4 separate regions of the Homo sapiens genome follow, and regions 2, 3 and 4 are each linked to region 1. The links are chromatin loops, found by intact Hi-C in ENCODE. Cell type or tissue: ascending aorta. All regions are shown on one strand. Links, peaks and the distances in the headings refer to the core of each region. The heading gives the core; the rest is flanking DNA.

Region 1 (5,000 bases), core at 1-5,000:
TACTCCTGTACCCCTTACTTCCTTCTCTTGGATTTTTATCTATTTATCATTCCACTGTGTTTACCCTTCAGCATTTATGCTGTTCACATGCTCAGTAACTCTTTAGACCCTGTTTTCCCTCTGGATACTGACATATATCTATCTTCCATTTTACAGCCAGTTTTCATGAGACTTGTCTCTATGATCTTCATTTTTCTATCTTCCTTTCATTGCTCAATTTATTGCAATGTGGCTTGCTACCTCAGTGTTTCACTGAAACTGTAGTCTGTAGAGTTGCCAGTGACCTTCCAAATACTAAACTCATAAACATTTTTCAAGATTTACTAATCTCTCAAACACTGATCCACTGCTGACCACTCCTTGCTTCTTAACATTTCCTTGGTGCCATGGACACTACACTCCCAGTTCTTACTTGTCCCTTCTTATTTCCTTTTGTGGATTTCACTTCTGCCTGGCTTTTAAAAGTTGATATTGATTATGGCTCTAGCCTCAGTATACTCCTTTCTCTTCACACACTTTCATGGCAACATGCTGTTGAAATGACCATATATATGTCTTCAATGCCCAAATGTATATTTCCAGTTCAGAAGTCTCTCCTAATATGCCACTGGAATCATCCAATAAATACCTCAGTACCCTCGTCCAAACTGATTCCTTCTCTTTTGATTCCTCATTCTATGAAAGACTCTTAGCTACGTATCTTCCCAAACCTTCATCCTGAAAGCTAGCCTGACTCCTCTCTCCACACATACTGATGATGCCAGTATTCTACAGGACTTTCTTATTGCCCTTACTAGTTAATCAAAGCTCTTGAATATGGCTCATATTCCTGCCATGATCTGTTTCCTCAGACCTCTCCAGTGTCAACCTTTCAAACTGAAGCACTGTGTACTTCACCTGAGCTTTGTCTTCAAAAGGCCATTCTTTACCTCCAGGCCTGTTAAGATCTTTTCCTTTTCCAGAAAACACACCCTAATCCTTTGCTTACTCTTTTCATGTATGTACCCAATTGTGGAAAAATTTGTAGGATTGCTTTTTGTGTCAGTACTATTACTTCTCCTTGGCATTTTCACTGTTTTCTGGACAGTGCTTATTCCAGAATCAGGTTGTTAAATAATAGTTTTTAATCATGACTCCAGTATTTCAGTGTAACAATTCTCAGTATACTTTAAGTGTGAGATTAGAACATGCAATTGTGCTAGGAGGTTGAATGTTTTAAGATGGCTTCCAGAAAAGCAGTGATTTGTTTCAAAGAACTGTCTCAAACACTTTAATTTACTTGTCTTTTAAGGTACAGAATTGGAGAGAGGGCATTTACTTATCTTTGAAGGTTTGGAGTATGTTACTTATGCAGTCATCATTTCTCATATTATTGAGTGCCCACAAAGTACCAGATACCACACTGGGGGAATGAAACCTAGCATTGCCCTTGTCCTTGCACAACTTTGAGCCTGAAGGAGGAAGACAGACCATCACATATAGACATACCAAAAGCTGAATCGAGAATTGTGGCAGGTGCTATTGCAACGAGGATCTATGTATATATGTAAGATCTGGTCAGAGATGCAAGGTTTCTCAAAAGGTATAGCTCCAAGGCTTTTTGTTTGTTTGTTTGTTTGTTTGTTTGTTTGTTTTTTGGCTTGCTTTCGTTTCTGCTGTTTTCAGAGTATGAATGGAATATCCCAATAGGCATTAACGTGGAAATGTTTGTATGGTCCTGAAGCAGTCAGGGAAGATGTCCTGGATTAAGTGTAGAAGAGGCAAGTCAGTAGCCTAGATAAACACCCATTGCATATGGGGCAGGAAAAAGTCTAGTGTTGATATGGATAAAACAAATGGCAGTAAAGTTCCACAAAACAGTGTGTTCAAAGGCATTTGATGTTTTGTGTTAATATTTTAATCACAGTAGAAAATTACATGTGGGAAAATGTTAATCAAATTGTGCATGGGAAGAAGTCACGTTTCTAATATGTCTTATAAAAATTGAGAAACGTAACAACTAAAATGTTTGCAACTTAGACAAATCATTAATTATGTAATTGTAATTTCACTTTAACAATGATCCTGAGGGATAAGACACATTTTAAATTTTTTATTTCTACCAGCAGACTTATGTAAGTTATTCTTTTTTAGCTTTTTTTTTTGTTTTCTGTGAAAAAAAACTAAATTCTGCCTGTTAATGAGGCAGTAGCACTTGTTTTAAAAGAGATGGTCAGATAATTCTTTTAAAAGGCAGAATACTGCCATCTGTTGTTCACTGAAGTTTTTAGCCTAAGCAAACAGAAGCCTTAAGTTCAAATTTAATAGCAATTCTTGATATTTAACAGACAAAGACCAGCCCACATTTATCAGCTTTCTGAGTTCGTACTTATTTCAGAGATTCTTAGTTATTCCTATCATTTTTTAAAACTCTTTCTCATATCAGAGAAGTGCTCACATCCAGTTAAGTTCTCTTTGCTTCCTGTTTCTTCCAACAACAGAAATAATAATGTTTTTTATTTACAAAGTAATTTGTACTTAACCAAGCCTTCCCACATTTGTGTGAGCAGTCACATGAGTAGCTCATTGCCTGAATTTATTATATCTTTGCCAGCTACATCATCTTTTCTAATTAAGAGAAAGAGAGAAAACCAGCGTGCAACTTAAAGACAGCTAAGGTTATCTTCTGAAAGATGCGGGTTCTTACTAGAGTAAGTGATGAATAAGTATGTTCCATTTCCTAAATAATAAAACACTATTGTAAAATTGTTAACTTTGAGTTGTTACGTGAGTTCGCTAGTGTCTGGAAAGTAGTTAGAAAATATAAACAAGACAGAATTTTTCACCAATTTTTGACTTGTTTGCTGATAGCTTGCAGGGACTTGTATAAGGACAGAGGCCATGTATTCCATCTCATTTGGTGACTTGCAGTGCTCTTTGAACATCAAAAGAGAAGGATGTTAAGAATTCTGGTAACTAATGAAGTTTGTTATGTTTCACATCTCACATGGAACCTGCCCACAGACATGTTGGGAAGCAGTTTGATGAAGGGCCCTATAGGTTTTCCTCCTACTGTACATACATATTATCTTAAGGAAAAAATCCAAATGTAAACTCATATTCCCTGCCAGAAAATTAAAATACGCAAACATCTGCTTCCTTAGGATGGCCTTTAGCCAAGGTTCAGCCTACAATGAGTTACTGCAAAATTTTCACATGATTTCATTTTTTAAAAATTTCCCAACCAACTTCAAGTCTAAAATTATAAATGGGTCCTATGAAAGTATAAACACATATGCAATTTTGCTGTCTCTGAGGTCAGAACCAGTAATGCACCAAAGATCATTGTATCAAATCCAGCTCATCTTCTAAATTAATGTAGTACATTAAAGACCAAGATACCATTTCCTAGTATCACGGACAGCCTCCCAGAGAAAGAGTTGGAGGGATGGAGTGGCACGTAGTGCTACAGAGATGTAGGAGGAGACAGCTTCCAAAAACTCATCACACATCTTTTCCCAGCATTGAGGACCAAAGTTGGATGAGAAAAGCCCCAGTGACTATTTCCTTTTTATGTGTCATCTCTTACACTGTTTATTCGTCTCTTATCCCAACTCCCTTTCCACCCTAAGAATATTCCTCCCATGCTGTGTTTGCCTCCCAGGGTGCCTCCCAGGATGACTAAATAGAAAGAAAAAAATACTTCCAACAATGGAGCTATGATGCCTGCTTTTAGAATTCTTTTCACATCCTGTGTTATAAATCATTCCAATGCAATCAACCATATTAACTGAAACCAGGACTTCTGTACAATCACTTTTTAAGAACTTAAAATTAAAATCAGGACTATTATGAGTATTTTGCAGTAGGGAGTACAATATATCTGACTGCATTTACCTAGAGTAAGAAGTGGAAATAGGTTTTTGTTTTTATTGTTTTATTTATTTATTTAATTTATTTATTTATTTTGGTAGAGAAATCATATCTCTGTGCTATCTTCATTTATAAAGGAACTACTGGCCCAGTTCATGTAGGGGACAAACACCCACGTGCACAACATACATTTCTTTGCACACACAATCTTTCTCAACAACAATGTTTCACCAACAATAATGATAATGTTGGTGATGTATAATACTTATCAAACATATATTTTGGACCACGCACTCTCACAAGTCTTTATGTTTATGATCTCATTTAATCATCAATTACACTATACAGTCGATATTACTATTAATCCCTTTTTAGAGAGGAGACAAGAGCTAAAGAAATAAAATGAGCCAGGCATGGTGGCTCACGCCTGTAATCACAGCACTTTGGGAGGCTGAGGCAGGCGGATCACAAAGTCAGGAGTTCGAGACCAGCCTGGCCAACATGGGGAAACCCTGTCTCTACCAAAAATACAAAAATTAGCTGGGCATGGTGGCGCATGCCTGGGGTCCTAGCTATTCGGGAGGCTGAGGCAGGAGAATTGCTTGAAACCAGGAGGCGGAGGTGGCAGTGAGCTGAGATCGTGCCACTGCACTCCAGCCTGGGCCATAGAGCGAGACTCCATCTCAAGAAAGAAGAAAATAAAAAAGGAAAGGAGAGGAGAGAAGAGGGGAGGGGAGGAGAGGGGAGGGGAGGGAGATAAAATGAATTTACTTTTTAAATAAAATAAAAATCTTAGCAGATCTGAAATTTGAACAGAAGCAGTCTAACTTCGGTTCTTGCCTCCTTAAAGACCCCATGTATTACCTCATATAATAAATATTTGATATTGATGAATGAAAAAAACTTTCTCTTATATCCCAACGTTTTAAAACTCTGCTTTCCAACTTCCCACATACACAACCTTACAAATTATATATATGACAAAAATATGTTTTTCTACCTTTTTGCTTCCCAAATGCTAATTCATAAACCAGGCTTAGCTTTCTAGCTCTTGTTCCAGGAATGTTAATGAATAGCTTTAACACCGCAATTACATTATGTCTCATTTTAAGGGAAAGAAAATATTGAGTTTAAAATACTATGGAGCT
Region 2 (8,128 bases), core at 1,353-6,352, 840 kb before region 1:
GGGGTCTATATGACCCAAGAATCATTGTTGTTTAAAAGAAAAGTTAATTAATCTTGCAGGCAGCCTGACCAGAGGCTAGATAGGAAGATTATCAGTTATTAGTGACTACCGTTTATTGAAATGACTTGTGCAAGCAATCATATATGGAGGAAGAAAAGGTCAGCGAGAAGGGAATATACTTTACCAAAATTTAGGCCCTTACCATAATTCCAATCTTGTGGTCTTTTATTAATTTTATGAAGGTGGTTTCAATACATCATTTCGTATAAACTCCCATTGTTTTTTCTTTCCAGCCACAATGGCTGCCTTTCTCTTCCTACAAAGCACTATGCTCATTCTTGCTCAGGGTCTTTGTACAATGTGTTTCCCTTGTCTGGGCCATTTTTGTCCAGATTTTCTCAGGGCTAGTTCTCATCATTTGAATATCATCTTCCCAGGGAAGCCCTCTCTGACTACTTTCCCTGAAGTCACCCTCTTCTACCCTATTTACTTTCTCTCATATTACCTGTTTTATTTTCTTCATATCACAACACCACCTGAAATTCTTTCTTTTGGAAACAAGGTCTTACTTTATCACCCAGGCTGGAGTGCTGTGGCACAATCATGGCTCACTGCAGCCTCAACTTCCCAGGCTCAAGTGATCCTTCCACCTCAGGCTCCTGAGTAGCTGGGACTGCAGACTTATGCTGCCATGCCTGGCTAATTAAAACTTTTTTTTAATAGATATGGGGTCTCACTATGTTGCCTTGGCTGGTCTCAAACTCTTGGCCTCAAGCAATCCTCCTGCCTCAGCCACCCAAAGTGTGAGATTAGAGGGGTGAGCCATCATGCCCAGACTGAAATTATTTACTTGTTTATTGCCCATCCCCTCAAAAGAATGTAAACCCTATAAGATGGAGGCATTGTCTACCTTATTCTCTGCCATGACCATATCTGCTCTGAAATGTACTCACTGACTCTTTGTTAAGTGAATCATGTCAAATAGAAAAAAAAATAATTGTACTACTTGCTAAATAGTTACAGGGTGATAAGTTTTCCAAACAAACAGTAAATTCATGAAATTGATATAGAAACTTGGTTTTGAATATATTTTATACAAATATTTTGAATACAGTTTTACTGAAATGCTTGGATAGACTTTCATACACAGTATTATATTTAAAAAATTTTGGAATAAGCATAAACTTATAGAAAAGTTGAAAGTATAGTACTGGAACTATTATGTTTTTCTTGAATAATTTAGTAGTATGTTGCTGAATGCTTTCATGTGTGTTTCTCATTAACAAGGACATTCTCCTACATAACTAGATCCAACTACCAAATCAGGAAATTTACATTGATACATTACTACGGTATGTTCCTCAGAATCCACTGAAGTTTCATCAGTTGTCCCAGTCATGCCACTGATAGCAAAAGGATCCAGTAGAATCACTCATTGTAATTAGGTCTCGTGTTTCTTTATCTTTCTTCATTTTGGAACAGTTCCTTAGTCTTATCTTAACTTTCACGACCTTGACACTTTTGAACATAAAAGGCCCATTATTTTGAAGAATGTTCTTTAATTTGTAATTGTGAGGAACATGATAGATGTGATGCTAAGTTCTCATTGCATCCCGTCATGTGGCACCTGATTTTAATTTTTCCTGTTTCTGATGGTATTTACCTTGATCATTTGATTAAGGTGGTATCTGCCAGACATCTCTACTGTAAACTTACTCTCTTTTCCTTTTCGTAAGAGTGTTTTGTGGAACAGTCCCTTAAGATTATATGACACATCTCTTTTCTCATCGAACTTTCAATTTATTCATTTATTTAAATGTGTGTGTTTTCTATTTTACTCTTCAATGGGTTATACTTTGTTACCATCTTTACTTGATATAATGCTCAAATTCCTCCCAATTTAGCCAGGAATTTGCTCAAGCTGGCTTTTGTGTCCTTTCGACATGCCTTTACCATTTTTTGTGTGCTTCCTTGATTCTTGGCATAACAAGACATTCCAGGCTCATTTTATACTTCCCTTGTTTTAATTCTGTCTATAGTCTGCTGTTTCTCTATGAAGACTTAGTTTCTTTTAGTGAAGAATGGTAATTAAAGTCCAAAGTCTGGACATTAGGTATGTTCATTGATATTGAGGTATCATTGCTTCCAGGCATTCCAATGGGCAGATAAGGGGATAAACATATATAAAATTTACATATTTATAGCTATACTTATTTCCATATGTATGCATGTGTGTATATATATGCATGTGTATGTATTTATGTGTGTGTATACGTATAAATATAGTGTGTGTATCAAAAACCGTAACTTCACACATTTCTTCCAGTTCTAGTCCTCTCTAACCATATCCTAATATGTCCCTTTGGGTGAGTTTACATGGTAGTGACTTTGTCAGCCTAACTGTACCCCAAGTCTAGTCTGACTCTTGATTACAAATTAAAAAAAAATCTTATTCATGATGGGTACTGTATCCATTGAAGTCTGAGAAAAAGTGTTGGCAGAAGGGACATTTTGTGGGAACACATGGGGAAAAGATTGAGAAATGTATACTTAATATTGAAATGCATGTATAATAATACATTTCCACAATCATACTCTATTTGTTTACATTCATTAGAATGCTGCACCCTTTCCCCATCTCCCTCACCTGGGTTCAAGTAATCATTGGTTATGCTTTGCTGCTTTTTTAGCTACAAGTTGCTCAATATTTTTAAACCTTGCATTACTTTATTTACTTGTTATTTATAGGTATTTAACATATTGTATTATATATTTATGTGCTATATGAGATAGTTGTATAAAACTAGGATCAACCTGTGACGTGGGAATGGGCAAAATGAGATGTTTAGCAATTTCAGGCTTCCTCAATAAAAATCAATGGCAAATCATCTCATGACTGGTAAGTGCTGAGAAGCTGAGCGGGAGGACAGAAAGCATTTGAAAGGTCAGAAATAAGATGTCCACAAAAATGAGAATATGAGCTCTGCCTGATGACTGAGTAACAATTCCAAATACAACCTTCGTGTTTTCATAAACCCATGTGAGTGAATTGGCCTTCAAAATATTAAAGTCCACTTTAATGTCAGTAAAAAAGAGAAATTATAGTGAAGGGTCATTATTAGGAAAAAAGGAACTGCATTGAGATAGGAAAAGCCAGTATGCCAGAAGTGCTGCAGGCGGTTTTCCCTGCTGGTGAAGGATAACTCACAAGTGGAAGGCAAAGTGAAAACAAAATACCTCACCTGTTAAATGCCTCTTCCGGATTTCAGCCTGAAGTAAGATCCCAGGCTGGCCTTTTGAAATGATCAACATCAATAACTAACGTACTGATGTTAGTCATTTCTATTTATTAACTTATAAAATAAAAACTTTGTATCAGTTTCTTTATACTGTTTGAGACCCAGATCTAAATGCTTACTCTTTTCTTTTTTTGGCTCCACAACCCTCCGGCAATACCTAAATACCTGAGAAGCAGTTGCTTTTTCCATTCCAGCAAGAAAGAAAGCTAATGAGGAAAATAGTATTTGCCTTGAAGTAAGTTTTCCTTGATTTTCCATCTCATTTTAAAGAAAAAAGCAAAAAGATTTCTTTAAAAGAGGCACATATGAAAATACCTTAAGGATGCGGAATGGCTTAATTAGGAGTCACTGTTATTTTCTTTTATTGATTTCAATTGGGATATAGATCATTAGTTTTCTATTAGTTTTTTTATTATCGTCGTATGGCTTTATAAAGTAATACTGTTAAACTAATGTTCTACAACATAAAGGGGAATTGGTTTATTGTGGCTTTTAATGTTTCTAGAAAGATTAATTTTTGTATAATGATTATTTTACTTCTTAATACTGCTATGGCTCGAAAAGATATAGAACCTGATGAGTACAAATCCATCTTGGCTATAAGCCTAGTTTTATGTTATCATGTAAAAAAGAAAATTTGCTTCAAATTCTTTGCTTTTGCATGCATTTTTTTGTTGTTCAATTGCTGTTATAAATACTATGAATGGCCATTATTGAGAGTTCGGGAATTTTTTTCCCCCTTAAATATGAAGATAGACCAAAGGTAAGGTTCCTATATTGTCAAGGAGCCAATCACTGCATTGATTTATCTTTGCCACTAGATGTCCCTGTATTGATGCGCCTTCTACTTCGGAAGCTTCTTTGAAAACAAACTAACAAAATGAGAGATGTTTGCTACTCTTCAAGTCTTTTTCCTTCCTCTAAGTTAGCAACCTGGGACTTCCCAGATACGATCCTCTTCTTTCCAGAGGATTAATTCCTTAGGACTGGACAGGAATGGAATTAAGCGAAATGCAAGTAAAGTTAGGTTTAGGCGTTGGCCTAAATATATGCCTCTATTAACTACTCAGCCTAGAAAATGTGAGAAGCTGTATAATTTAGATCGACAGAATTTTAAACATGCTAAAATGAGTAGGGGCTTGAATTTGAATTACATAATCAAAATGGCAGATAATTTAAAGTTATATTTGGTAATAAAACAGTTTGTATTTATATTTTTTAAAATTTTAGGTTCAGTGGTACATGTGCAGGTTTGTTATATAGGTGAACTTGTGTCAGGGGGTTTGTTGTACAGATTATTTCATCACCCAGGTATTAAGCCCAGCACTCAATAGTTTTCTTCTCTGCTCTTCTCCCTCCTCCCATCCTCCACTCTCAAGTAGTCACCAGTGTCTGTTGTTCCCTTCTTTGTGTTCATGAGTTCTCATCATTTAGCTTCCACTTATAAGTGAGAACATGCAGCATTTGGTTTTCTGTTCCTGCATTAGTCTGCTAAGGATAATAGCCTCCAGCTCCATCCATATTCCCTCAAAAGACATGATCTTGTTCTTTCTTATGGCTGCATAGTATTTATGTTTTGAATATGAGAATGTTTGGTGTTATGGGAATGAATGAAAATTTCAGTAATAGACTCATACAGATAATATTCATCTTCAAGGAAATTTGTAGTTGTTGAAATCTCTTACACAGCTTCTTACTTCAGTACTCTTCACTGTTTTCCATACTTGACGAAGATTGACCATGTCAGCTTCCAGAAAAATGTGACAAGATAGCTTTACCTGAGCTAATTTCTTTATAAGTTTGATTGTTAGCTCTTAGATTACCTACAAAAGAGGAGATAACTGAATGTTTTGATTCAAAATGTCTCTTGTTCAATTTTAGGTTATACAGAGTCATAATGTTGGATTGGAATAACAATAAAATAAATATCTTTTTATACTCTGTTTTAAAATTATTGGACTCAATACATTTTTAGTAGTAAACTACAATGTTAATAATACAAATGATAACCCATTTAAAATCTGAATTGATTAAAAACTTTTGGGACAATCATTATGTATTATAATAGATCATTTAAAAAATATTAGACCCTGTATTTAAAATAGGCATTCATTTATCAATTGGATATATTATATCTGATTTTGTGGTTAAATAATCTTTTCTCTTATAATATTGATTTAGTCTTTCATGACATGTTACTTATTATACCTCAACACAGGGACAATATAGGGACATAAAAATATAAGTTAATGTCAAATAACCACAATTAATGTAACTTTAAAAATCTGCAAATAAAAATAATCTATGTTTTGGAGGCGGCTTTTGTGCAAACTTTCTTCTCAGTGTTGAAGAAAAAGACACAGTGGATACCCAGTTTTCTGTTTGCCTTAATACAAAGTGATCTTTGAGAAATGGCAAGCTTGGAGAATGGGAGTGATTGCAGGAGACTCACAAAGACAGTTATCCATACTGTCTCTTAAAAATAGAAAGAAAATTCTACAATCTAAAGGCTGAGGAATTTGATATCCTGGACAAAACTCTTGAAAATATTATTGAGTGAAGTTTGTAAGCCCTTTAAAGAAGGAGAAAGTGATCATTGGAAATAAGCATGTGGAATAAAGAAGTCCAATTACAAGTGTTGGAGAGGATGTGAAGAAATGAGAATTCTGATACACTGCTGTTAGGAATGTGAGGTGGTGCAGCCAGTTTGGAAAAGTCTAGCAGTTCCTCTGATGATTAAACATAGAGTTATCATATGACTCAGCAAATTTACCCCTGGTTAGATTCCCAAGAGAAATGAAAACATATGTGAACATAAAAATTTGCACTTCAGTGTTTATAGCAGCATTATGCATGATAGCCTAAAGGTAGAAACACATCCATCAATGGACAAATGGATAAACAAAATGTAATATATCTATGCAGTGGGATATTGTTTAACCATAAAAAGAAATGAGGTGTTAATACATGCTACAACATGGGTGAACCTTGAAAATATCACGCTTATGCTATGTGAAAGAAGCCAGTCACAAAAGACCACATACCATGTTATTCGATTCACGTGAACGTTGAGAAGAGGCAAATCCATGTAGACAAAGTAGATTAGTGGTTGCTTAGGGCTGGGGGAGTTAGGCCAGTACAGGTGGGATAGTTCAAAGGTATAAGGTTTCTTTTTGAGGTGGTGAAATGTTTTTAATTGACTATGGTGATTGGTGCACATACTTGTGAATATACTAAAAGCCATTGAATTGAACACTTTATTATTTTTTAAATTTATTTTTTAGAGATGGGGTCCCATTGTGTTGCCTAGGCGGGAGTGCAGTTGTCATGATCATAGCTCATTGCAGCTTCCAAACTCCTGGGTTCAAGTGATCCTCCTGCCTCAGCCTCTTGAGTAGCTGGGATTGCAGGTGCATGTCACTGAGCCTTATTTATTTATTTACTTATTTATTATAAACAGGGTCTTGCTTTGCTGCCCAGGCTGGTCTCAGACTCCTGGCTTCAAGCTATTCCACTGTTCTGGCCTCCCAAAGTGGTGGGATTACAGGCATGAGCCTGTGTGCCCAGTGAATTGAACACTTTAAATGGGTGAACCATACATTATATGAATTATATATCAGTAAAGCTATTTAAAGAAGAAAAGAAAGAAGAGAAATACTGTTACTTGATACAACACGATGAACCTTGAAAACATGATGCTGACTGGGAGAAGGCAGTCATACATGGTCATGTACTGTATGACTCCATTTATAGAAAATGTCCAGAATAGGTAAATCTACGTAGACAGAAAGTCAGTTAGTGGTTGCCTAAAGCTAATTGAAAGGGGAGGATTGGGCAAGTGATAGGTAAGGGGCATGTGGTTAATTTGGGGGGTAATAAAAATGTTCTAAGATTGCTTTCGGTGATTGTTGCACAACTATGAATATACTAAAAGCCATTAATTATATACTTTAAACAGGTAAATTGTATGGCATGTGAATTATATCTCAATAAAGCTGTTAAAAAAAGAATAAGCATGTATTTATCTAGAGCAATACAGTAGAATTTGAAGAGGGTTCAGTAGTTCTAGACCTTAAAGCAGATGTGCCATCCTGAGTCATTCTCACATGTTCTTCCAGAATGTGGATTCTCATCCCCCCCACACATATGGATGCTGCCTCAGCTGGTGGCTGCTCTTATTCCCTTGAGGTCGCCATGTTCCCTCTGTCCTTGAGTTGGAGTCTTTCCTCTTTGGGATTCTGAAAAGGGAGTAAATCACATCTTCTACTTTTGTTTTTGTTTCCTTTTCTCCACGATTCCAATGAGGAAAATGCCTATCTCTCACAATTTATAGGTGTAATTTTGAACATCATTCTTTGATAAAATTTCTTTTGCTATCCTGGAGAGGATTTAGGATGCTGTAGGTTGGGAAGTCATTTGGATTATATAGTAACAATTGACTGAATGATCCAGAAAGTAAGCTGGTTATTGAAAGTCTTCTGATGTTCATGTTATCTAATACTGCGTTTTTTTTTTTTCTAAATTAGTGATGTGGATAATGGCATGTTGACCACATTTCAGTGGATGTGAAATAAGGAGGCATTATAAATACATTGACTACAAGAACCAGAATCTAAGATGGTTTTGCTAGGTTGAAATGTTGGATCTAATAAGAAACCAACAGCACAGGAAAAAGGATAATATGGCTAGTATTTATACATGTGTAAAACCTCATAGTTTTGGTTTATTATAATCTTAATATGAATGAACAGCTTATGAGGGAAGGAAAAAGACCAAACGGAGTCTTAACCTGCCTTTGTAATTCTTTTCTACACTGATTAGGTCAGAAA
Region 3 (5,000 bases), core at 1-5,000, 140 kb before region 1:
CCTGCTGCATGTCTCACTTTGGGTGCTACTTAGATGTAGATAGAGTTGGCACCACCAAACAGGGTTATTACTAATCTTGGATCTCACATATAACTTTTAATTTTAGGTTGAAAATATGAGAAAAGTGTTCTTCTCATTGACAAGTAATTAGCCCCAGAATTTCCAAATCAATTTTGAATATCAGGAAGATTAAAAATTGAACTACTAGAGGCCAGGCGCGGTGGCTTATGCCTGTAATCCCAGCACTTTGGGAGGCTAAGATGGGCAGATCACTTGAGGTCAGGAGTTCGAGACCAGCCTGGCCAACATGGCAAAACTGTGCCTCTACTAAAAATATGAAAATCAGCTGGGCCTGGTGGCTTGCACCTCTAGTCCCAGCTACTCAGAAGGCTGAGGCAGGAGAATCGCTTGAACCTGGGAGGCAGAGATTTCAGTGAGCTGAGATTGTGCCACTGAACTCCAGCCTGGTCAACGAGCAAGACTTCATCTAAAACAACAACAACAAAAATCGAATTTTTTTTTGGTTGTTTGTGAAGATTAGGGTCAGTAATAGACCCCTTTTAATAATTGTATTTTTCTCCTCAGAGTGGCCGTATAGATAATTCTGATTTGTTTGCTCTATTTTAAATTTTAGTTTGATTTTTTGGATTTTAAAAAATGTTATTTTCAATGTCTGAAGTTTTTTTATTCTTCATTTACTCTAAACATTTACTTCAAGCTTTCATGCAATTTGGTATTCATTTGTTAAAAACGTCTTGTAAAATATCAACATACTTTAAGAAAGTAAAAGCTATACTTTTTTTTTTTATGAGTCAGCATCTCACTCTGTCATCTAGGCTGGGGTGCAGTGCAGGATCATGGCTCACTGTAGCCTTGACCTTCCAGGCTCAAGGGATCCTCCTACTTCGGCCTCCTGAGTATACCACCATGCCAGGCTAATTTTTAATTTTTTTGTAGAGATAGGGTCTCCCTGTGTTGCCTAGGCTGGTCTCAAACTCCTGGCCTCAAACAATCCTCTTGTCTTGGCCCCCGCAAAGTGCTGGGATTACAGGCATGAACCACTGCACCTGGCAAATCTATACTCTTGATTATGCCCATGATAAATTATCTCAGTTATAGGACATCATCTGTGTCAATCTAAAGAGAGGAATAAGAAGAGTAGCTATTGCCACCAATGAGACTTTTTGAGAATAAACATGAAAATAACTTACAGATATTTTTAAGTTCCAGGTATCAAAATTGTTATAGTATGAAAAGCAATAGAGTAGTTGTCAGAAAACTTTCAACTCATCAGTGACAGAGCTGGAGATAAATATGTGCTGTCTGTACATCTCCACTTCTTTATAAAATGAAAATAATTATCTTTTCCTTTGCTACCTCACTGTGTTTTTTGCAATATTAAGTATATAGATAAGTAATTTGTATGTATTTTTAAAACTCAACATAATTATGTTATACTTGTTATTTATTGCTCAAATCTTAATGCTATATACCTAATATCTAAGCATGTTGTGATTTATTCCTAGATGAAGAATCATCTAAGCCTATGGTAAATATATCAAAAGGTATTATTTTGCTTATATCATAGCAAACAATCTCTAGAGCTACAAGGATGTATAGCTGCAAATAGAAAATATATTTTCTGAAAGATTAGTGAATCTGCTCTTGTTGTTTTCATATTTCTTTCAGTAGTCTCTCAATATATTTTTAAATATTACATTTTCTACTTACAAAAGTAGTATGTACCTGCTGAGGAAAATGCAGAAAAACATTAAGAAGGGGACAAAACATACTTAATCCCACTTCCCAGGCTGGGGAACTGTTTATATTTTGGCATAGTTCCTTTGTTTTGTGTCTGTGTGTTTGTGTGTATATGTATTGTATATGCGTGTGTAATTCTTGTTTTAGACTTTTCTATTTTACAAAACGAAGACCATATGGTATAAAGAATGTGGACACCCTTTATAGATGGATTTTCCACTTAATTTATTTCTTTATCTGAAAAGCAGAACCTTTAATATTCATTACCACTTAGTTTAGGTTGTTAATGATAATGTTTACTAATGATACTGTTAGGCTCACAGTTCATTTTATGTTGTAATCATTATTCTGCACTTGCCACTAGATGGCTCTGTTCTCAGAGTGACTATTTTTCCAAAAGAAAAAGTGCCCTGTATCATTGAAATGATGGGAAATGTTATTGCCCTTATTAACATTATATGGAATGCACACAAATATAATTGCATAATAATTCAACAGAGTATGCCTGTGATAATTTAAATGGTATTTCAATAGATCCACAAATTTAATATATCCCCTTCAAAATGAGGGTTATATTTACTTAGAAAGCAATATATTCACTTAACAAGGTTCACTGTCACTTAGTAAATCAATATTGGAATTATTTTTTCAGCTCTCGCTTTTTATATCAATAACTTTGATATTGAGTAAGTTGTTTTTTCCCATTGCTTGGCTAATTGTTATCATAATTATCTTTTCTGTACTTCAGTATGATGACTGTCCTTCTGTAGGCCCAAGAAATATACTCTATATAAGTAAGATTTTCTTCTGGATGGCTATTACGGTAAGATGTTTTACCGTGAGCTGAATCATGATTACTCTCAAAGCCAATCTGGTTTCAGGTGGGTCCTAAGCCCATGCTAATTTCTATGGCCAGGATTGTACACTATGCAAATTTTCATTTTCCTTGAAGAGTGAGTGCAGGACTATAAATTGCTGACGTGGGATTGAATAAAATGAGACACATGGATACAGACATTAGTTTCTCATGTGCAAAGAAGTTGTGGTCTTTGTTTATACAGGGCTTTCTAGACATACCCAGCTATTTACCATCCAATCATATTTTATAGAGAGAAAAACAGATATTTTAGGATAAACATTCTCACCACATGATGAACTGATAACATGGCACACTCTATTTATACCCCTAGCAAATCTCAGTATTATGAATTAAGAAGCAGTTACATATGAGAATATGAAATTCTAAAAATGAAATTAGAAGTTTAGCCGTTGTGCATAACTCCTGTGTTTTAAGGTTCATCATACCCCATTTTTATTTTCAATTTTTAAAAAATATTTAGTTACATATAGTTCATTAAATTCCAGGTCTAAGTTCATCAAATCTTCCTTTCTGAGGATAAAAGTCGATGAAGTTGGAGGTTGCTTAACAATTTCTTCTCTTTAATAGCATGTCATAGTTTTCATTTTTGCAGAATATGTATTCCAAGAATAGAGTAGCCCTTATATTGGTTCATATTACGTTGTTGGATTACACACGCTCATTCACAGCTCTGATGGTAAAATTTTCTACCAACTCCCCAAGCTAAGTACTTACGTGTGTTAGAATGTTAATTCTCTAGGTAATTTTTAAAAATTTATTTATTTTATTTTATTTATTTGTTTATTTTTTTGAGACAGTCTCACTCTGTCACCCAGGCTGGAGTGCTGTGGCACGATCTTGGCTCACTGCAACCTTTGCCTGCCAGGTTCAAGCAATTCTCCTGCCTCAGCCTCCCGAGTAGCGGGACTACAGGTGCGCGCCACTGTGCCTGGCTAATTTCTTGTGTGTTTAGTAGAGATGGGGTTTCACCATGCTGGCCAGGCTGATCTGGAACTCCTGACCCCGTAATCTGCCCGCCTCAGCCTCCCAAAGTACTGGGATTACAGGCAGGAGCCACCGTGCCCAGCCAGTACTTTTATTTTAAAAATTTAAAATGGTAGCATGTCCTAAATAAAATAGGAAATATAAAAGTTGAAAGTCCTGGAGATGGATGAAATAGGGAAAGAAGGTAGGACAAACAGTTCCTACTTCTTAGAACTTGAGAGACTATATCTAAAAGAATATTCCAGAACAGGGAAGTGTTATAAATAATACCAACTTGTGCCAAAAAATATTACTCATCTTAGATCTCCCTTTTGGGGATTTTGGATCAATAAGAAACCACGTTTCAATGGAAGTGGTGCAGAGCCCGTTGCCTAGTGTGAAGAGCCAATGAACTAAGTCAGCAGGTTAAAACCTGACCCCCTGGCCCATTTATTTTTCTGTCTTTGCACTCTTGAAAAGCATGTTCCCTAGAGATCTATCCAAATAGTCACTGGAGTCCTGAGGCCCCACCCTTTGTCCAGTACACTGAACCGTGTTATGCAACATGGAAATTGTTCCCATTCCAATGCCTGACAGCCAGACTCTTGGAAGACAAGCAAAGAAACAGGATGCTTCTACGGAGCACAAACACTTAGCACTGACAGCTACAATCTGTGAATGAAACTATTTTTTATATGAGCAAATAATTTTTTAAAAATCCAAATATTATGAAGCATATAAACAAAGGTTCTAATAATTAAGAGTTCTTGCTGAATGCAAAGCAACAATTCTCCTGTGTTTCAAGGAGGAGAGGAAGAAGTGAATGAGATACACAGATGCCATTCAGTAGACCATCTAACAGGGTGCGCTGAGTTGTATTTAAGTGATTATAATGTGATATAATGAGTGGTCATGAGTAATACTTCGAATGTGAATGCTTTTTAAAATTTTCAGTGTACTTTTAAAGAAATTATTTAAAAGTTAAATTATGACTAGTGTATTATTTTTAAGTGTCTCATATAAAAGGCAATTTTGTCTCTGTGTGTTTCTGGCTCTGTTTTTCAGTAGTTGCTGTTCTAGAGAAATCTAATGTGAATATAAAAATCACTTAATCTATTAATAAGTATGACTATATAATTGTGGCTTTGTGTGTGATAGACGAAGTTTGAATTTTAGGATAAGTGTTTTCTTTTCTTTCTTCTTAGCCATCACCGCCTGTCCCAGTTACTAAAGGTACCTCTCTTTTCCTCTCATCAATTTTTTGTTTGAAAGATAAATGAGATCTTCAGTGTGTGCTTAAGTCATTTTATAGTTATGAGTGCAAAAAATAAATTGCCATTTGAACTCCAGAGTTGAATTCAAATTTTTCAGAAATAAGCACATATTTTATTTGTTT
Region 4 (8,128 bases), core at 1,618-6,617, 950 kb before region 1:
GGGCCATGGTCCAAGGCATGCTGGTGACCTCTAGAAGCTGAAAAAGTTAAGAAAATGGAAAAGAAACTTCAGCGCAGTGAGGCCCAATTTGGACTTCTGACTCCAGAACTGCAAGATAATACATTTGTATCCATTAAGCCACTAAGTTTGTGCTAATTTGCTATGGCAGCAACAGGAGACTAATACACCTTGGCAGGTAGAGGTAGTCCTCCTCTGGGGCAAACATATAAGCATGCTTACTATACAATATAATAAGGATGATGTCTCTTTCCAGGACATAGGCAGGCATGCTTATTTCCTGTTATAAAATATTCAGGTTTTCTAAGTTCAGTTTTTTGTTTTTTTGTTTTTTTTTTGCTGGAACACAATTGACTGTGGATGCTGGTATTATCTAGCCCTATTTGCATCACCTTGCGGGTACTGGGGTTTGGAGGAATTGGCTCAGATGCTGATACCGTGGCTACTACTATTGTGGTGAGTAATAGCCTCTCATTTGCCTGTAATCCAGGAGTCTCACGTCTTCTCCCAGCATCCATAAACTCTAGCAGGGTAACTTGTTAGTTTGCAAGTAGGCCCTTCACGGTGTGCTCGTTTTAACGCACTTCTGCAAAATTTATTTTAAAATCTGCTAGACCAGGGCTAAGCAATTCTGTAATTATTACCTTCAAGATAGTGTTTGCTCTCTTTCCATACTTTAGAGATGAAGTGTTACGATGTCTCTCTCTAACTTAACAAAGATCAGAGATCAGCTTACAATAAAATTAGAAATAAAAAACAAAACAAGTTGTTTACCATAGTTTGAAAAGCATGTCTCTATTGACAATTTACGACTAGGGCAGGTACTAAGAAGTTCCCTGTCTTTTTTCTCATCTACAGAATTTTTTTACTGCCACATTTCTCCATTTATCTTTCTTTCTCCACGACGTGCTATTTGAAGAGAAAATCCTTGGGAATTAGTCTCTCATTCTTTTCTCATGAGAAGCACTCCCCTCTCTGAATTTTTGGTGAATTAGATTTCTCTCTTAGCTATACCATGAAGGGCCCTGGCTTTTACAGCTACTTTCTTGTTTCTAGCTTGAACTCTGTGGCAAAATTTAAGTCAGTGTGTCAGAAGTCATTTAGACCAAGGATTTTGTTTTACAGATGTGAAAACCAAGGCCTCTGATGACAAGAAGAGCTATTGCCTTATTTAAGTTTCTCCTGACCTAACTACCTAGTGTTTTGGAGGAAATTGCCTTAGCCACTGTCAGCCCCCATCTTTCTGACACAAGGCCTGGCTCAGTTGCTAGTTTGGCCTAACATGATTGCTTCCCCTCAACAGCTCTAGAAATACAATTGTGAAATTGAAATTACTGTATTTGCAGGCTGACTCTGGCCAGAGAAACTGACCTGTGGATGAGTTGAAAATAAGCTTATAACCATGCTCGTTTTATAGTTAATTAACTTAGGGCACAGGTATTGAGAACCCAACATGTGCCAGGGCCTCTTGGGTACTGGAAAAATGCCTGGAGTGAGGCTGGGAGGGAAGCTTCCTAAAAGGTTGAGGAGGACTTTATTTGGGAAGAAACTGAGGGCAGGGTTCTGGGGCCTGGACTGTGTGAGAGTTTGAGGACTCTAAGGAAAGGAGAATGTTATGGAGTTCATCTTTGATTTTTTTTTTTTTAACCAGTAACTTATCATTTTTTTCCACAGTCAGAAACGTGACTGAAACATTTCTTCCTCTTAAGAGGCATTAAGAGAAAAGGATAGATTTCCTGTTTCTTTTGCAATTTTCCTCTTTAAGAAACAGAAAGAAAAAAAGATCTTATGTCCATGCTCCTGGAAGTCACCAATAAATAATACGGGCCAGGGCTTTTTCTTTTCAGCAGTGGGCTGATTAAATCCTTATACTTGTTCTGGGTTATATGTCTGAAATTTGTGTTCCTTTTGTTCTGAGGAGTACAAAATAATCAATTCCTCTAATGGAGATTACCAGCTTGATTAATAGATAATCCTAATGTGTTCTTTGTAAAATACATTATAAATGATCTTTAAAGTTGAAGGAAAGAAGATTGGGCCATGTAGAAATTTGGTTCTCAACAGAACCTCTTCTTGATTGAAGAAATATAAGCAAAGAGTTTTATATATTTCGGTAAGGGTAGGTAGTCTATGCATTTTCTGTTCTGAGTATTACAAAAGGAAAAGGGAATAAAAGCTTCTGCATATAGCAGAGATAAACTCCAAAAGCAGGAGACCAGTGAAGCCCTGGATCACTGCACTCCTCCAGCCTTCAAGGAGCATGAAGAGGGTCCACATAACAACAGAAGATGCTTCAGAACAAATTATGAGTCCATAAGAGATAAATTAGTGTCTTTATTCATTGCAAAGGAATGGTTATTATAAAAAAATCCCTGATGCTGTCTCTCAGACTGAACTTACGTATAGGCAGGAGAACACATGTAATTTATTGACTGATAAAACTGTAGGTAAGAATACATATGACTTCTATAACTTGTATGAAAAATGAAACTACACTTAAATGTAGGAGCAGTTTATATTGTTTGATATTTAACTGGTTGAGTGGTTAACATATAATATTTAAAAAAATCTTCTTTTAGTAGGCAGTTTAATGCTTATGGTCTAATTTTTATTTGAAGACATTTTGCTGCAGCAGAAACATAGCTGTGATTCATATACCTACTCTTGATATTAGCCTGGCCGTTTGTCCTGTGACGCTTAAGCTAGTTACCACCATTTATCTGGTAACTGTTTCCAGAATTGAAGAGATGATGCCTGGAAGGAGATAAACTTCAGGAGTTCACCTTTAAGCCTAAAAAGTACCAGCAAAATGCAATGACAGGATAAAAAGTTTGTCATAAATATTTTCACAAGATGGAAGACAAGAAAGCAAAGAGCAGCATAGAAAGAATGAAGGAATAAATAAAAATAAGTGAAAATGCTGCATTTTCTCTCATGGGATAGATTTTTCAACAACTCCTGAACTATGACCTCTCAAGTTCTTTTGCAGTTCTGTTCTAAGAAGTAATGAAATACATTTAATATTCCTGTCTTTTCACAACATTAATTCATTCCTACTTTAGCCTTAAGAATTTTAGTAGAATCTATTGTTTATTCATGCGTATAAATATTGTGGAAAAATATCTTTAGATGAGTTAGTATATATGAGACACTTAGGCCAGGATTTGGCACATGTCTGTACTTCATAAGTGTTTGTTATTGTTATTTTTAACAAGAGTAAAAAAAGATCTTATGACGCATCTAATATCATTTAAGCTGTTTATGGTTACTCCTTGGAATGCCTTCTGGTCAAAAGTTTCTGCAGCCCAGCACGACATTAATTTGAATGCATTGAGCCGGTTTCCCAGAGGGCTGGATGACATTTTTGACTTTTTAGGATTTTTGAGACTTTTTCTAATGACTAAGGTCAAAATCTCCCTTTCCTTGTCTCTTGAGTTTTAGGGGGCAACCAGAGATGTTTTGAAGGAAACCAACCATTAGATGTCACTTTCTTCTCACTGCTTTTGGTTTTAGGACCTATGACCTGGGTTTAAGCCTTTTGATTTTCTTCTTTTTTTTGAATGTCTATAAATAGTCTCTATGTCAAAGCTAAACGGGAAATTTAATTTTAGATTAGTAGATAAGAGACAATACTCAACTCCTTGGAATGATGAAATTTTGGACCTGTTTTAAATTGGCCTGACTCAATGTCCCTAGTTGACTAAATTTGGAAATGTAGTATTTGTGCTTTTCTTTCTCACTGAAGTTAGTGTGGCACTGTTTCTACACCAGACACTTAGGCCTGAGTGTATGAGTGTATCCTTATTCAGGTCAAAGCTAATGAGTTTTTTTTTTTTTTTCCTTAGCAATCACTGAATGAAAAACATATTCTTCAGATATCTGTTTAGAATTGCTTTTCCAGAAAACCTTTGTGATCTTTCTCCCCCAACAGAAGGGCTCAGAAACACATAACAGTTTGAAAAAGAGAAAAAATACTGCTGCTATGGTCTGAACATTTATGTCTGCTCCAAAATTCATGTTGAGACTTAATCCCCATTGTGGTGGTAGTAGGAGGGGTGCCTTTAGCAGGTGGTTAGGCCATGGGGGCTCTGCCCTTGTGAATGGATTAGTGTCTTGTAAAAGGACTAGAGGGAACTGGCTTAAGGTCTCCTTACTCCTCCTCCTTCTGCCATGTGAGGATGCCACTGCAAGAACATGCCACTGATGGAGCAGTCCTCACCAGACGCCAAACCTACCAGTGCCTTGACCTTGGACTTCTCAGCCTCTAGAGCTGAGAGAAATACATTTATATTCTTTATCAATTGCCCAGTGTCAGGAACTTTATTATAGCAGCACAAATGGATGAAGATAACTGCCAATCATGATTTTAGGAAAGAACCTGACTCAAGAACATCTTCTTGGCCGGGCCCGGTGGCTCACGCCTGTAATCCCAGCACCTTGGGAGGCTGAGGTGGGCAGATTACGAGGTCAGGAGATCGAGACCATCCTGGCTAACATGGTGAAACCCCGTCTCTACTAAAAATACAAAAAATTTAGCCGGGCATGGTAGCGGGTGCCTGTAGTCCCAGCTACTTGGGAGGCTGAGGCAGGAGAATGGCGTGAACTTGGGAGGTGGAGCTTGCAGTGAGCTAAGATTGTGCCACTGCACTCCAGCCTGGGTGAGAGCGAGACTCCGTCTCAAAAAAAAAAAAAAAAAAAGAATATCTTCTTTCCAGTCTTATACCTTCTGCTTCCCCTCATCATTTCTATCCTGTAGAAGCCTGACACTGAGCAGTGGCCAGAAGGAGGTTTTGAGCTCTTTGAGACTTGTTTCCTTGGTGGCCATAGGCTTTGCTCTATTGAAGACCTTTAACTAGTAAAGGTTATTCGTATCTTTGGGTCTGAGAATGTGTCCAAAACCTATGAAGCACTCATCCTATATGACAGGATTAAAATGCCCACGGATGTCCAAAACCAAAAAACAAACAAGTAGCTTTTTACATTTTATTTAACCGACATTTCATCTTGCTTTTGCTCCTACTGATATGAAATGAACACCCCACAACCCTTAAAATGCTGTATTAGTTTGCTATGGCTGCCGTAATGAAATGCCAGGGACTGGATGGCTGAAACAACAGAAATTAATTTTTTTATGGTTTTAGAGGCTGGAAGTCCAAGATTCGGGTGTTGGCAGTGCTCGTTTCTCATGAAGCCTCTCTCCTCGGCTTGCAAATGGCTGCCTTCTCTCTGTGTTCTCACATGGTCTTTCCTCTGTGTGTGGGCATCTAGTGTTTCCTTGTATGTCCAAATTTCCTTTGCTTATAATACCAGTCAGATTGGATTACTGTCTACCCTTAGGGCCTCGTTTTAACTTCATCACCTCTTTAAAGGCCCTATCTCTAAATACAGTTAAGTTCTGGGGTATGGAGGGTTAGGGCTTCAACACACAAATTTGTGTGTGTGAGGGCACAATTCAGCATATGCCCCTGGTCAATAAAAAGCAACCCAGTTTCTTCTGTTTCAAATCAATTGCTTTCTGCTAAATACTCATTAAAAGTTTAAGCTTTTCTTATCTCTCAAGGGGTCTCTCCTCATTCCTCCTTCCCAAGTTGGTGCCTGGGTTCATGCAGAAGCTTAGTATCTTGAAGAGAGTGGAAGAGGCCTTTACCCTCTGGGACTTTGCTGGACTCTACCAGCTGGACCCTTATCCCACTGTGGTGACCAGGCCTTCTGTGCTGGTGTTCCTCATAGTGGGCTGGTTGGATCCTATTCTTGGTCATTCTCTTGACTGTCACTGCTAGTGGCTGTGAGATTTGCCATTGCCTCGGGAGGTAAGGTCTCTGTAGACTCTCATTTTTTTTCTCCAGATCACAGGTATCTTCCAATCATTGCGAAAGACTGTAAATTGAAAGAAAAGATTACTGCGAGTCTTTAATGAAAAACAAAGCATAGTCTAGTGTATCCTTCTAGTTATCTGGTTCCTTTCATTGTGTTTGAGCTATTTTACAGTTCTGTAAATTGTAGGAAACTAAAAGTGATGTATATGATTCTTGTCTGCAGCAATGCAAATGACTTGTATCTAGTGGAATGCAATAATTTATTGCCCTGCAGACAGCTCCATTTTGCATCTATTTGTAAATTTGTTGCAGCATTTATATATATATTCTTTGAATTCTCTTTAGAGCCAGATGTAACATCTTACCAATTCCCTCATTAATTAATGAGTTAAAAACAGTCTTTGAATTGTGTTCAGTTTGTATTTGTATGGGAGTCATTATACTTCCCTGAAAAAATGAAATTATCTTTTAAAAAGTCTATTGTTCTTAGAATTTCCATGTTACCCATGTGAGCATATGCAAATTTCAGGATCTACTGCATGCTATTCTCAAGTAATGGACTACTAGAAATGCTAGCTCTAGCTCATCTAGCTAGCCAGGCATGGAGATTTGGGGAATTTTTTTTTTTGGCAGGAGTGTGGTAGTGGTGGTGGTGGCGTTTCTGTCAGGTTGTGGCCCAGGAAGGTGGTATGTAGGCCCTGATTTCTTTCTTGGAATCTCAGGCATTATATTACGCTAGCTTTACCTTTTCAATTTTTAATATTTAATATTTTTTGGGATGGATTCTTTCTCTGTCACCCAGACTGGAGTGCAGTGGCACGATCTCGGCTCCCTGCAACCTCTGCCTCCTGGATTCAAGCGATTCTCCTGCTTCAGCCTCCCAAGTAGCTGGGATTACAGGTGCACATCACTATGCCTGGCTAATTTTTGTATTTTTAGTAGAGACAGGGTTTCACTATGTTGGCCAGGCTGGTCTCGAACTCCCAACCTCAAGTGATCCTCCAGTCTCAGCCTCCCAAAATGCTGGGATTACAGGCCTGAGCCACTGTGCCCGGCCTAGCTTTACCTTTTCAATTCTTTCTACTTCTTGCCTTGCTACTTGAGCTTTTACTTCCTTTCCTATGTACAGGAAGCTGCTTTGATGTCATAACCTGCATTCTTTCTATTTTAGTCTCATAAATTCTATATTCTGAACTTAATAAAAGATTTTAGGATTAAAACAATTTATTTCTCTGAAAGTAAAACCTGTTGATTCACTTGTATTAAAATATAACCTAAAACTTAAAATTGACTACTTTTTTTTTTTTTTTTAGAGACAGTGTCTTGCTCTGTTGCCCAGGCTGAAGTGCAGTGGTGCAATCTCTACTCACTGCAACCTCCGTCTCCCAGGTTCAAGCAATCCTCCTGCCTCAGCCTCCTGAGTAGCTGGGACTACAGGCACATGCTGCCGCGCCTGGCTAATTTCTTTTGTATTTTATTAGAGATGGGGTTTCACCATGTTGCCCGGTCTGGTCTCGAACTCCTGAGCTCAGGCAATGCACCTGCCTCGGCCTCCCAAAGTACTAGGATTATAGGCGTGAGCCACCATGCCTGGCCAAAACTGACTTCTTTTAAGTAATTAATACCATTGATTCAATGTAAGGGAGACCCCTGGGAAAACTGGGAACTAGAAATTAGTGTAAGAAAATATATTGACTTTATATTTAAAAATATTATCTACTTTTTATGATTGTGATTTTTCATCTGCGCTGAGTATTTGTTGATATATAACGCAGTGTATTCTTTGCTGTGAAAGAAAATGCTCCTATAGCAACATGCTAAGTTAATGATGTATCTCATGTGCACTTCATATTTCTGGGGAAAATTCTCTGTTAACACTTTAAATGTACTTTTATTCACAGCAAAGGTCAGTCCAGTGCCCTCACTCCCTATTAGTTTCCCTACTACTTAAAAAAAAAAAAAAAGTAAGCTTCCAGCTTTTTCTCTAATCACATTTACCCTGAGTCATCTGTTATATATCCCTTTATTTTGTAAGTTGAGCCCCTTTTTAATTTAAAATATGGTTTGATTTCTCATATAGAAGCAATGTTTGCATTTTATTGGAACACTCCTTGAAACAGTCTAAAGAATGGCTCTTTCTTGTTTTTATATAGAGCATCTGGTGAACTTTACATCATACATCCCAGCTTTGGCTGAGTTTAATATTTTGTCTTTTAATTTATCCAAAACTTACATTTTCTGGCTTCGAATCATCCCTTTCTTAAATTTATTTACTTAATATTTTCTTACATCAA

The links. A loop is a pair of places that touch in the nucleus more often than their neighbours do. Peaks named below come from ENCODE experiments on the same cell type or tissue, not always from the same donor. Only the 100,000 strongest peaks of a DNase experiment are listed, where the experiment ranks them.
Region 2: it touches region 1 in a loop (3-fold over the local background); 21 of 110 quality-filtered maps call a loop at or near these places.
Region 3: a loop joins it to region 1, with 3 times the contacts of the local background. A loop is called at or near these places in 37 of 110 quality-filtered maps.
Region 4: a loop joins it to region 1, with 2.9 times the contacts of the local background. A loop is called at or near these places in 2 of 110 quality-filtered maps.

What each region holds. Positions count from the first base shown.
Region 1 is chr12:20,599,632-20,604,631 of GRCh38, forward strand. The region is part of intron 2 of PDE3A (phosphodiesterase 3A); the gene reads left to right. Among named protein-coding and RNA genes, the nearest start is that of SLCO1C1, 93 kb to the right of the region's middle. In ascending aorta, for the core only: a CTCF peak has its summit at 2,269 (motif pointing left); no DNase peak of the experiment used is centred there; H3K4me3 peaks cover 592 bases; H3K27ac peaks cover 5,000 bases.
Region 2 is chr12:19,753,391-19,761,518 of GRCh38, forward strand. No RefSeq gene overlaps it. Among named protein-coding and RNA genes, the nearest start is that of LINC02398, 260 kb to the right of the region's middle. In ascending aorta, for the core only: a CTCF peak has its summit at 4,108 (motif pointing right); no DNase peak of the experiment used is centred there.
Region 3 is chr12:20,462,000-20,466,999 of GRCh38, forward strand. All of the region lies in intron 1 of PDE3A (phosphodiesterase 3A), which reads left to right. Among named protein-coding and RNA genes, the nearest start is that of PDE3A-AS1, 94 kb to the left of the region's middle. In ascending aorta, for the core only: a CTCF peak has its summit at 2,115 (motif pointing right); a DNase peak (open chromatin) is centred at 4,142; H3K27ac peaks cover 4,068 bases.
Region 4 is chr12:19,651,550-19,659,677 of GRCh38, forward strand. It overlaps LOC101928387 (a long non-coding RNA gene), which reads left to right. Exons shown (of 7, transcript XR_007063236.1): 5 at 1-474. Among named protein-coding and RNA genes, the nearest start is that of AEBP2, 220 kb to the left of the region's middle. In ascending aorta, for the core only: a CTCF peak has its summit at 3,500; no DNase peak of the experiment used is centred there; H3K27ac peaks cover 4,815 bases.